3 separate regions of the Homo sapiens genome follow, and all the other regions are linked to region 1. The links are chromatin contacts, found by Hi-C in ENCODE. All regions are on one chromosome and are shown on one strand. Each heading gives the region's core, a stretch centred on a gene start or an enhancer-like site at or near the end of the contact. The rest is flanking DNA. Distances are from core to core; before and after follow the strand shown.

Region 1 (3,217 bases), core at 199-2,698:
CCTTCTAAAAACTCGAGAGGCAGGAGGCTGTCCTTTCCCTTAGTTTCTATAAAACAGTCCCAAGGAAGGGCTCTAATTATCCTGGCTTGATAATGTATGCAAAGTTCAAGTCTGGCAGGAGGTTTTGCACAAACCCAGCTTCCAGAGTTCTGCGAGGGTTCTTACTCTGGGGCTCAAAGCAGCCCTGGCTGCTGCAGCAGTCCCCACGCCATCAGGACAGTTGCAAGGAGAAAAAAGGAGCCCCAATCCCTCACCACTTGCATTTTTTGGTCTAGTCTGGGAAGACAGAACATTGGCACAATTTATGAAAAGCAACTTTGTTACTCACAGTTAAGCAGCAAAAATCAACAGAAACCCAGGGTCCACCATGAGCAGTTCCCCAGGGTTCAGGAATGCTGCCAAGGGCAGATGCAGTCTAAGCATGCCTCACATTACACTCTAGCTGAGGGACTCTGAAAGCACTCCATCCTGGGTTTATATACCCTGGGTACCACTTGGACCACTGAATGCAAGCACTGCAGAACATCCTATTCTAGAAGGAATAAGAATGTAGCCTGGATTGCTCCAGACATTTCCTCCTTATTACAGGATTTTCAGTAGTTTCTGTCTAGGAATGAAAAGCAAGAAGGGGAAGAGCTGGGTCGGCCAAGGTCATCCAGGGACTTATGTTCCTGCAATGTGCTCATTTCTGAGCCAATCTCTGTAACCAGCCAGGGATGGTGCCCTGGTTCAGCCTGGGTCATGTGTCCACACTGTGGGCAAAGCTGGAGGGCAGGATTACTATCAGGAGAAGGCACAGGAAGAAAATCATGCTGGGCAAGGCAAATTCATGGTTACCTCAGCCTCCAGCTTGTCTGAGAGTGTCCCATGGCCATGGTTCATGATGGGTGATGGGCAACCAGGATGAGACAGAAGCCAGGGAAAGAATGAAGATAAAAAAGAGTGGGCCCAGAGGAGCACAGCCCATGAGATTGCACCTCTGGTCCTTGGGAGGCAGTGGTTTCAAAGAGGGGCACTGCAGATGAACACTCCCAACACGGCTAAGGAGGTCAGAGACATGCCACATCTCTAGGACAAGATGAAGTGGGGACAGCCACCTCCAGCTTCACGCTCCCGCTCAGCAAAATATGGACAATAGTTCTGGATTCATAGGGCTTGTCTGAAGTTCTATAGAAGCAGGACCTGAGACACAGATTCTTGGTGCAAGTGATCTCAGAAAGAGAATGTGAGTGGCAAGATAGAAAGAAAAAGGAAGCCAAGAAAAATGTAGATTCAGCTGCATTTTAACCTCTCAGTCTGATCCCACCTCAGCCTGATCCCACCATAGCATGAAGAACACCACAAAGTTATGCAACCTTGAGACAAGGCACCAGACTTTTGCACCCCATATCTGTCACTCATTGTCTGTGGCCACCCCTAGGGGGAAAGCAGGCATTTCTAGGCAAGGTGGCTCCCCTTAGCTGAGCATTCAGAAGAAGGAAGCAGCTGCAACCTGTGAGCAGCCAACACTCAGCTACGGGGTGGTGCCTGGCAGATTAAAGTGTATCTGGTGGGGGCCCCAACTATACCCCTTATGGGGCTATTGTGAGATAATGAAGCTCAAGTCCTATCACAAGGCTGGGAGTTATCATTGTCATCATCATTATCTTATCCCTGTTGTAGAGAAGTAATAAATAGTAAGCATCACATAACACATGCCTCTTGGCTGGCTGCTGCACAGACATACATAGGCAGTAGGAATGTACACAGTCCTTTGTTCATATCCTGTGCCACCCCTGCCATGGACTAGTTATGTGATTTGGGGTGCCAAATTTAGCCCCCTTGAGCCTCAGGGTTCTAATCCATAAAATGGGCTAGGTAACCAGAGCTGGGCTGTTGCAAGGATGACATGAGGTCATCCCCATGGTGCTCTAGGTGCGGTTCTTGGAACAGAAGAAAGCATTCAAGTGACTGTGGGTCATCAGCTTCTGTGGTCAGACAGTCTAAAGCTTCAGCTGACACACATGGAGGCCAAGAAGACACTGGCTTCACGAAAGGCAGTAATATGACTGTGTATTATGTAAAAGATGAAGCCAACTGTGTTTAAGGAAGCAAATCCATTTTCAAAAAGAGGATGTGAAAACAAAGCCTCTAAAGACGTCTGTCTGTTACTCATCAAGACTGTGCCACGGATAGGGCCTTTGCTGTACAGCACCTCCTCAAATGCTCACACAGGCCACCGCTCAGAACAAAGGGGCCTCACCCTGGGCTTCCACAGAGATTTGTCAGCCCGAGGCCACCACCTTTAATTTGGTGGATCAGCTTTTCCTGCCTGTAATCAAAGAGGATAGGATGTGTGTCGAGGTATAGATTAGTTGGGGCTGCCCTGCCCCGCACCCTAATAAAGGTGTAGCCATGAACCTTATTTAGTCTCTCCTAAGCCTCATTTCCTTCTTAGTTAACGGGGGAAAATAATATTTGCATTTAGGATTATTTTAGAGAACTAAATGAAATGGTATTTGTGAACACTTAAATCAGTACCTGGTCTTACATCAGTCCATTTGAATCAGCACCTGCTGCCAAAAAGCAACTATTATTGTGGTTATTGATGTTCATTTTTTCAACCAGTATTTACTGTCTACCATGTGACAACATTGATTTTGGTGGTGGGAAGACATTGGCAAGAAAAAAACATGAGGGTCCTGTGCATAAGAAGCTTACATTCAAGCGAGGAGAGATAGTTAACATAGAACCACGAAAACCTACAGGATGCGATAGTCACATAGAGAATTAAAATAGGACGATGAGACAGAGTGATGGAATAGATCCCTGAGTCTGGCCTCTACTTTAGAAAGGCCTCTCTAAGAGGTGAGGTTCAGGCTGAGATCCAAAAACCCAGATGAGGCCAGGCACGGTGGCTCATGCCTGTAATCCCAGCACTTTGGGAGGCCAAGGCAGACGGATCGCCTGAGGTCAGGAGTTCGAGACCAGCCTGGCCAACCATGGCCAACATGGTGAAACTAAAACACTCTTCTCTACTAAAAACACAAAAACTAGCCAGGCATGGTGGCACATGCCTGTAATCTCAGCTACTCGGGAGGCTGAGGCAGGAGAATTGCTTGAACCCAGGAGGCAGAGGCTGCAGTGAGCTGAGATCATGCCACTATACTCCAGCTTGAGCAACAGAGTGAGACTTCGTCTCAAAAAGAAAACAAAAACCCAGATGAGCAGCATCACT
Region 2 (3,217 bases), core at 266-2,765, 1.6 Mb after region 1:
TCTTATTTTTCTTGTTCTCTATCATGGCTAGAGGCAATTAAATGACCTCAAGGACAAAAACCTCCTGCCTTCTAAATTAATGACCATTGTTACAGACTAACTTCCCCTGTGTTGTGTTGCTTTGCTTAGACCAGATGACAGACAGCCCATGACTATTACACCCTCTGTAAAAGGTGACAAATGCACCCTTTACAAAAAGAAACTGCCTATAACCAATCAAGTTGCTGTAACTATGTGACAACTTTATGAAAAATGCTGTAATCCTGCTAAAAACTCCTCTGTCTCTGTCTATATAAATGAAACCTTAACTTCTGTATTTTAAACTCTGACTCCATTTCTTTGGAATTGGTGTTTCCGGGTAGGCCATCCTCAAACTGCACTTGAATAAACTCTTTGAAAGTTGGGGTTCCGGCTGGGCATGGTGGCTCAAGCCTGTAATCCCAGCATTTTGGGAGGCTCAGGCAGGTGGATCACCTGAGGTCAGCCTGACCAACATAGCGAATCTCCGTTTCTACTAAAAATACAAAAAATTAGCCAGGCGTGGTGGCAGGTGCCTATGATCCCAGCTACTCGGGAGGCTGAGGCAGGAGAATCACCTGAACCTGGGAAGCGGAGGTTGCAGTGAGCCGAGATCAAGCCATTGCACTCCATCCTGGGTGACAAGAGCGAAACTCCTTCTCAAAAACAAACAAACAAACAAACAAACAAACAAACAAAAAACAGAGAAAGTTTGGATTCCAACAGCTTTTAAATTTTGTTTTTCACAAATGGGTGGTTCTGACTCTTTAGATTATTTTATAATATTTTATTATAGGTTGACACATCCATCCATCCTCCCATCCATCTATCCATCCATCCATCCAACCAAACATTCAGGTAAACTAATGTAAACCAGAGTGTTATTGGCTTTAAAAATCATAACATTACATTGTTCCCAGTTGAGAGAATTTCTGGCATAATAACAGACTAAAGGGGTAGATATTGAGGGAGAACACAGAGTGGGTTTAACTATCTTATGTTCTCTACTTAATCAATAGCTGGTTAACTTAAATCTGTTATGCCAGGATAAAAACAAATTTGAAGATGGTTCTGCTCAGTCCACAGTCACTTCTGCCTAGTTGCTATCATTATAGAATGTGAAATAAACTGCAGCTGTGGCCACAAAGTCCCTTTTGCTGAGGCTGGGAGGGCCCAGGTTGCAGCAGATGCGGAGGCCTCTGCCAGGCACCTGCCCTGGTCTTGCTGCTGACCTCCTTGCAGGGTTTCGGTGGTGGGGCTCCTCCTGTGGTCAGGTCACTGGGATTTCGAATACGATCTGTCCTGTCATCACTTTCACTTTGATTAGCTTCATTCTGAAGAACTTTCGACAGCATTCGCAAACATGGGTCGGCATGAGAAAACCAGTTCCTCTGTATAGGACTGATTTAATCTCTTTGTATAGAGGCTGATCTTGGGAAAAAATACACTCCTGTTTACGTCAAACATACAGGACGCGTCAGCCCACAGCCACTCTCAATGCTTCCTGGGTTTTCTTGGTGGGGGCCCCTCTGCATCGCTGGGACAGTGAGTGAAGAGATTGGCCCTGATGTGTCAGTCCCTGCTGGGCTTGGTGCTGTTGTCTCTGGGTGTAATCAAACAATCTGTATCTTAGTGGGACATCCTGCTTGCTCTGTGTGACTCAGAGCTCTCAGGCAGCTGGTTGAAGCTTTGTTTATAGTAGTGCCACCCACTCACTCCACACCCCCGACTCCCTATAAACTACTCCACAGGTGGCCAGACTTTTGGTGCAAATAAAAGTTTGTCAACTGTTGCACCCTTTCTCCTGTCTTTTTTTTTTTTTAACTTATCTAAACAAAATTAAGCTGTGGGGAGTTCATTAATAAAAGGTTTCTTTTACAACATTATTGGCACTCTGCAAGGCGCTTTGGAGGAGAGTGGGAAGATCAATATTACCTAGAGTAAAATAGCAGGGCAGATATTACTCAAGGGAAATCGGTTCTTAATAAGAGAGAGAATATGGATTTCTATCCGGGCAGTCAGTTTGAATATGATGAAACAGTGTGTTAGAGTCGGCGGTCTAGTAATTATCTGAGAAGTCTTAGAGACTATAAATGTGTGTGTGTGTTATAAAAGAACAAACCAAAAAACCTCTCAGCCAAAGCTTTTCAGAAATAAAAAGCAAGTATTTCCACAGATGACCAGACACCAAAAAATTAGAACAATGTGAATCCATTAAATGACAAAAGTGCAGAGCATCACACAGAAATGGTGTGATGACTTCCTGCGTTTGCCTCTGGGAGGGAGGCAGAGAACAGGGAGAAAATGCAGGCTTCTAGATGGGACCGCTAATGAGAAGCCATTCCTCTTCTTTAAGCCTGGGTCTTTTACTTGTCTCTTGGACGCTTCGTGAACATGTGAAAACGGGCAGAAAGCGCAGTGGAATGGTACTGAGAGCACACCAATTTAATGGGGTGCAGGTTACTCTCCATCCTTGTCATGTGAGCCAATTAACCTTCCGGCTGTTGAAATGCAACTGGCAGTTAATTGGGCCATTGTTGAGAACAGTGCAGAGGCCTTAGTACCATTTGCAAATTGCTGAGATAGGAATCTCTGGATGGCTCCTGGGATGAGGGCAAACCAGTTCAGCTGCAGCTATGGTGGAACCTTGGCTCTTAGGCCCAAGGAGTTTCCAGGTGACCCCTGGAAGTCCCAGTGCATTGCAGTCTTAGCACATTGCTCGAGAAGGTGAGGGAGAAGAAGAGAGAAATGAAAGAAAATTTCCAGATGAAGAAAAGACAGGAAAGACAGAGGAAGAAAGGAGGGAGGGAGATTGAATAAAAGAAAGAGGGAGAAGGTGAAGAAGGAAAGAGAGAGAGAGAATATATATAACGCTTTTAGGTGTTACCTTTGATCAGGGCGATTGACCAAGGTCAGCTTTCTTCAACGTGTATTCAGAGGAGGGCTCATGTCCTATAAGGTATTCATTGGTGTTTTACGGGGGAAATTTTTAAAAAGTGGGGCAGGGAAATCCACTGGTCCCACCCATTTGGGAAGTGTTTGGTTCAGCAGGTTTCTCTGGTGTAGCTCCTCTCAGAGCCTTTCGTAAACTGGAGTGCATTATGGAGCTCCAAGATGGGGCCATAGTATACAATTTCTCCTTACATTATTTTATTGAGATATTGTTTATTCAAGGACAAGCAGTCTGAGAAATGGAGTT
Region 3 (3,217 bases), core at 259-2,758, 1.4 Mb after region 1:
TGGTGGCAGGCGCCTGTAATCCCAGTTACCCAGTAGGCCGAGGCACGAGATTCGCTTGAACCTGGGACACGGAGGTTGCAGTGAATCAAGATTGCACTACTGCATTCCAGCCTGGGTGAGAGAGTAAGACCCTGTCTCAAAAAAAAAAAAAAGAAAAAAAAAAGCCAAAAACGAATGTTGTTCGTCAACAGACATTACCACACTACCAGCACGATTGGCTTTCATCTGGTGGTTCATGAAACTTTGTGGTTGTTAAAAGTGATCTTCATGTTCCGCAGAGGAAAGGCAGCCCTAAAGGGAATACAGTTTTTGTCTGGTGCCCAGAGCCTATCTACCCCTACTTGGGCTGCCAGAGAGTGGAGCTTGGGACACGACCAGTGTGGAATAGGATGGAAAAAATATTTCTCTGTACACTGATCACCACACTGCTTGCAGCAGGGAGCTATCAACCGAGAACCAACTACATAAGGGGGTTGTTATTTGTGGAGGAGCTTTCAGGTCCTCTAAACCTACCTCCCACTCTCGGCAGGAATCCCTTATAGAACCTCCCTGTGGGATGAACGTTAGCTTGGCCCTGATCCCTGCATTAACAGGTAGCGCTGTTTACTATAAAGTAAATTCAGATTCCAGGACCTCCACCTTGGTTGTTTCTGATTTGGCAGGGTTGGGGCGGGGCTTTGAGCATTCGCCTTTTCAAATAATGCTCGAGGTGATTCTGATGTCAGCCAGAGTTGAGAGAGAAGATTGTTATGAAAGGACACAAATACCTCATCACGGTGCTTTTTGTTTGTGAAGTGCTCACTAAGGCGTGAACAGCGTCATGGTGGGGCTCCTGCAGGCTTTATATTTATACCCCGTTTCTTATTTCTCACACCCACTCTGGTAGATAGATCCCTATTTCAAAAATGAGTGAATTAGGGTTCAGGGAAGTGAAACCTGTGTGCCGGCTGGGGACTGACAGTTGGAACCCCAATGTACAAATGAAACCAGGGAACAGTGGGTGTGACGAGCACTTGAGGAGCGACAGAGAGTTATGACCTCGAACCCACAAGTGAGACTGCAAACACAAGTAGGTGGGAGCCCAGCGGCAGGAGACTGACACTGCTGGAATCAGGGAGGGGGCAGTGCTGTTTAAGAGCTTCTGACACACTCAGTTCCTCCCTTCATCCTAAGAGACCTGGGCTCACTAGCAGAGGGGCTTTGGCAAGTTACTTGATGGATTAGGGCCTCAGTTTCTTCATCTGTGAAGTGGAGATAATAATAGTGCCTGCCTCCTGCTGCAAGTCTAGTCATCAGTATCATCAACATTGGTGGTACACCTGCTGGGTACCAGTCCTGGGGTGGGCGTGCTCCTCTCTAGAAGATAAAAGCCCATATAGAGACTATGGTGGAAGGAGCAGGACAAGAGAATCAGAAGCTCACCTCATTCTTAATGTGAAGAGACATTAAGATCAGGAAAGCCAGATGCTTGATGTTCTCTCTCATACCCATAGCAGATGGGTGCCTCACTGGGTTCCCCCAGAAGCTGATGGTGAGCAGGGGGGTGGCAGCCACTTTTATTTTCTCTTTTCTTTTCTTGTCTTCTTTTCTTTTCTTGGATCTTACTCTGTCACCCAGGCTAGAGTGCAGTAGTGTGAGTATGGCTTATTGCAGCCTTTAACTCCTGGGCTCAAGCAACCCTCCTGTCTCATCCTCCTAAGTAGGTGGGACTACAGGTGTGTGCCACCATGCCCAGCTAATTTTTGTTGTAGAGATGGGGTCTCACTCTATTGCCCAGGCTGGTCTTGAACTCCTGGCCTCAAGCAATCCTCCTGCCTCAGTCTCCCAAAGTGCTGTGATTGCAGGTGTGAGCCACTGCACTCAGCCAGCAGCCACCCATTTCTTACAGCTGCTCCAGTGTGAGGGGGTAACAAAAGGCTGCTTTCAAGGCAGCAGCCCAGCCCCCATGTTTCCTGCCTGGTCCCTGAGGAGTGCACAAGTGATCAGGAGAGATTCTTCTTTTGGTCACAGGGATCTTAATGATCACTGGGACTTGGGCTGTTTAAGATGTCACTTAGAAGTTCAAATCTACTTCCAGATGGCTTCCAAGCGAGGGATGGCCTCTACAGTGAGGCCAATCATGTGGTATATTCTTACCTAAGTGGGCCTTGCTGCCCTGCACAATGGCATCTCGGCCCATGGGCCAGCCTCGTAAGGTCTTTAAACCTATGACCACCAGGTGATCTTCTCTGGGGAGCAGCAGAACTTCCATGAGTCTGTCCAGGGATCTTATTTAGAGATGAGTCATACTTTTCTACGCTGTCAGCTCTAGGTTGAAGTAGAATGTACCAGCAACAGACTAGGATGACCTCGCAGCTAGCTGTCCATAGGAATACACCTCTTCTTTCTTCCAACCTCTCAGTTTCCTGGCGTTTCCTCTAAGTTAATGTCTTGCTAGAATGGTTTGAGTTGACATTAACTGTCTGCTATGTTTTATGCAGCACATGGCCACCTACCAAGTGGCACTTTCCATTTTGGGTATGGGGAGCAGGGTATATTTTATACCTCCAATCCCATTGTTCTTTATGAATCTTTGTTCCTTCACCCCTCACTTCCCAAATCGATCACTTTGCTTCTTGATTATGATATCCCTGTGGGTGAACCCGTAGATAGCAGAAACTGAGCTGTCTCTGCTGTTGATAATTTTAGCTCTTCTTGGAACTCCTTTCTTTTTGCAAATGCCAACCAGGTGTCCCCAAGTAAGAGATGATACTTGTTTGTTTGGTAAAGGCACCCAGATAAGAAGAGTCAGAATGAACAGCTCCAAAAGAGAAGTGGTTTCCTCGGTCACCGACTCACCACATTAAACATTCACCCTGGCTCACTGTCTGAAATGAGTCAGTGGTCCTTTCAGAATTCCCTTTACAACAGTGTTTCAAAGAAATCTGTGACTGAGGTTGCAAATCATTTTTTCTTCACTGCAGCTGACTATTTTGCATTTTCCCAAGGTGAAACTCAGCCTGTCTTTTCAGGTGTTGAGAAAGAGAGTCAAAACTTCAAAGTTGAGGGGGTGGGGGTGCGGGGTGGGGGACCCAGCTACCAAAGGGAAGCCCGAAAGCACTCTTTTCAAGGATAGGAAAACACTCACCAACGTCAGATTCTAACACTGAGCTGAGTGGTTTGCTATGTGCAGCTTTCTAGTGGCTTGGATTTTTCTTTCCTAATTTTTTTTTAAACC

What was found. A loop is a pair of places that touch in the nucleus more often than their neighbours do. Pooled maps may share reads with other maps.
Region 2: a pooled map shows a loop between it and region 1 (4-fold over the local background). The contact joins two enhancer-like sites. A Hi-C loop is called at or near these places in 2 of 37 single-sample maps with no recorded cell type and 1 of 50 pooled maps.
Region 3: a map with no recorded cell type shows a loop between it and region 1 (10-fold over the local background). The contact joins two enhancer-like sites. A Hi-C loop is called at or near these places in 3 of 37 single-sample maps with no recorded cell type and 4 of 50 pooled maps.

What each region holds. Positions count from the first base shown.
Region 1 is chr2:134,737,968-134,741,184 of GRCh38, forward strand. No RefSeq gene overlaps it. Among named protein-coding and RNA genes, the nearest start is that of TMEM163, 21 kb to the left of the region's middle. RefSeq lists an enhancer at 1,819-2,038. Within about 2 kb of position 1,449, at least 5 of the 41 ENCODE cell types and tissues checked have a DNase peak (open chromatin) inside an H3K27ac peak, as active enhancers do.
Region 2 is chr2:136,326,021-136,329,237 of GRCh38, forward strand. No RefSeq gene overlaps it. Among named protein-coding and RNA genes, the nearest start is that of CXCR4, 210 kb to the left of the region's middle. RefSeq lists an enhancer at 1,298-1,427. Within about 2 kb of position 1,516, at least 9 of the 41 ENCODE cell types and tissues checked have a DNase peak (open chromatin) inside an H3K27ac peak, as active enhancers do.
Region 3 is chr2:136,131,468-136,134,684 of GRCh38, forward strand. No RefSeq gene overlaps it. Among named protein-coding and RNA genes, the nearest start is that of CXCR4, 15 kb to the left of the region's middle. Within about 2 kb of position 1,509, at least 11 of the 41 ENCODE cell types and tissues checked have a DNase peak (open chromatin) inside an H3K27ac peak, as active enhancers do.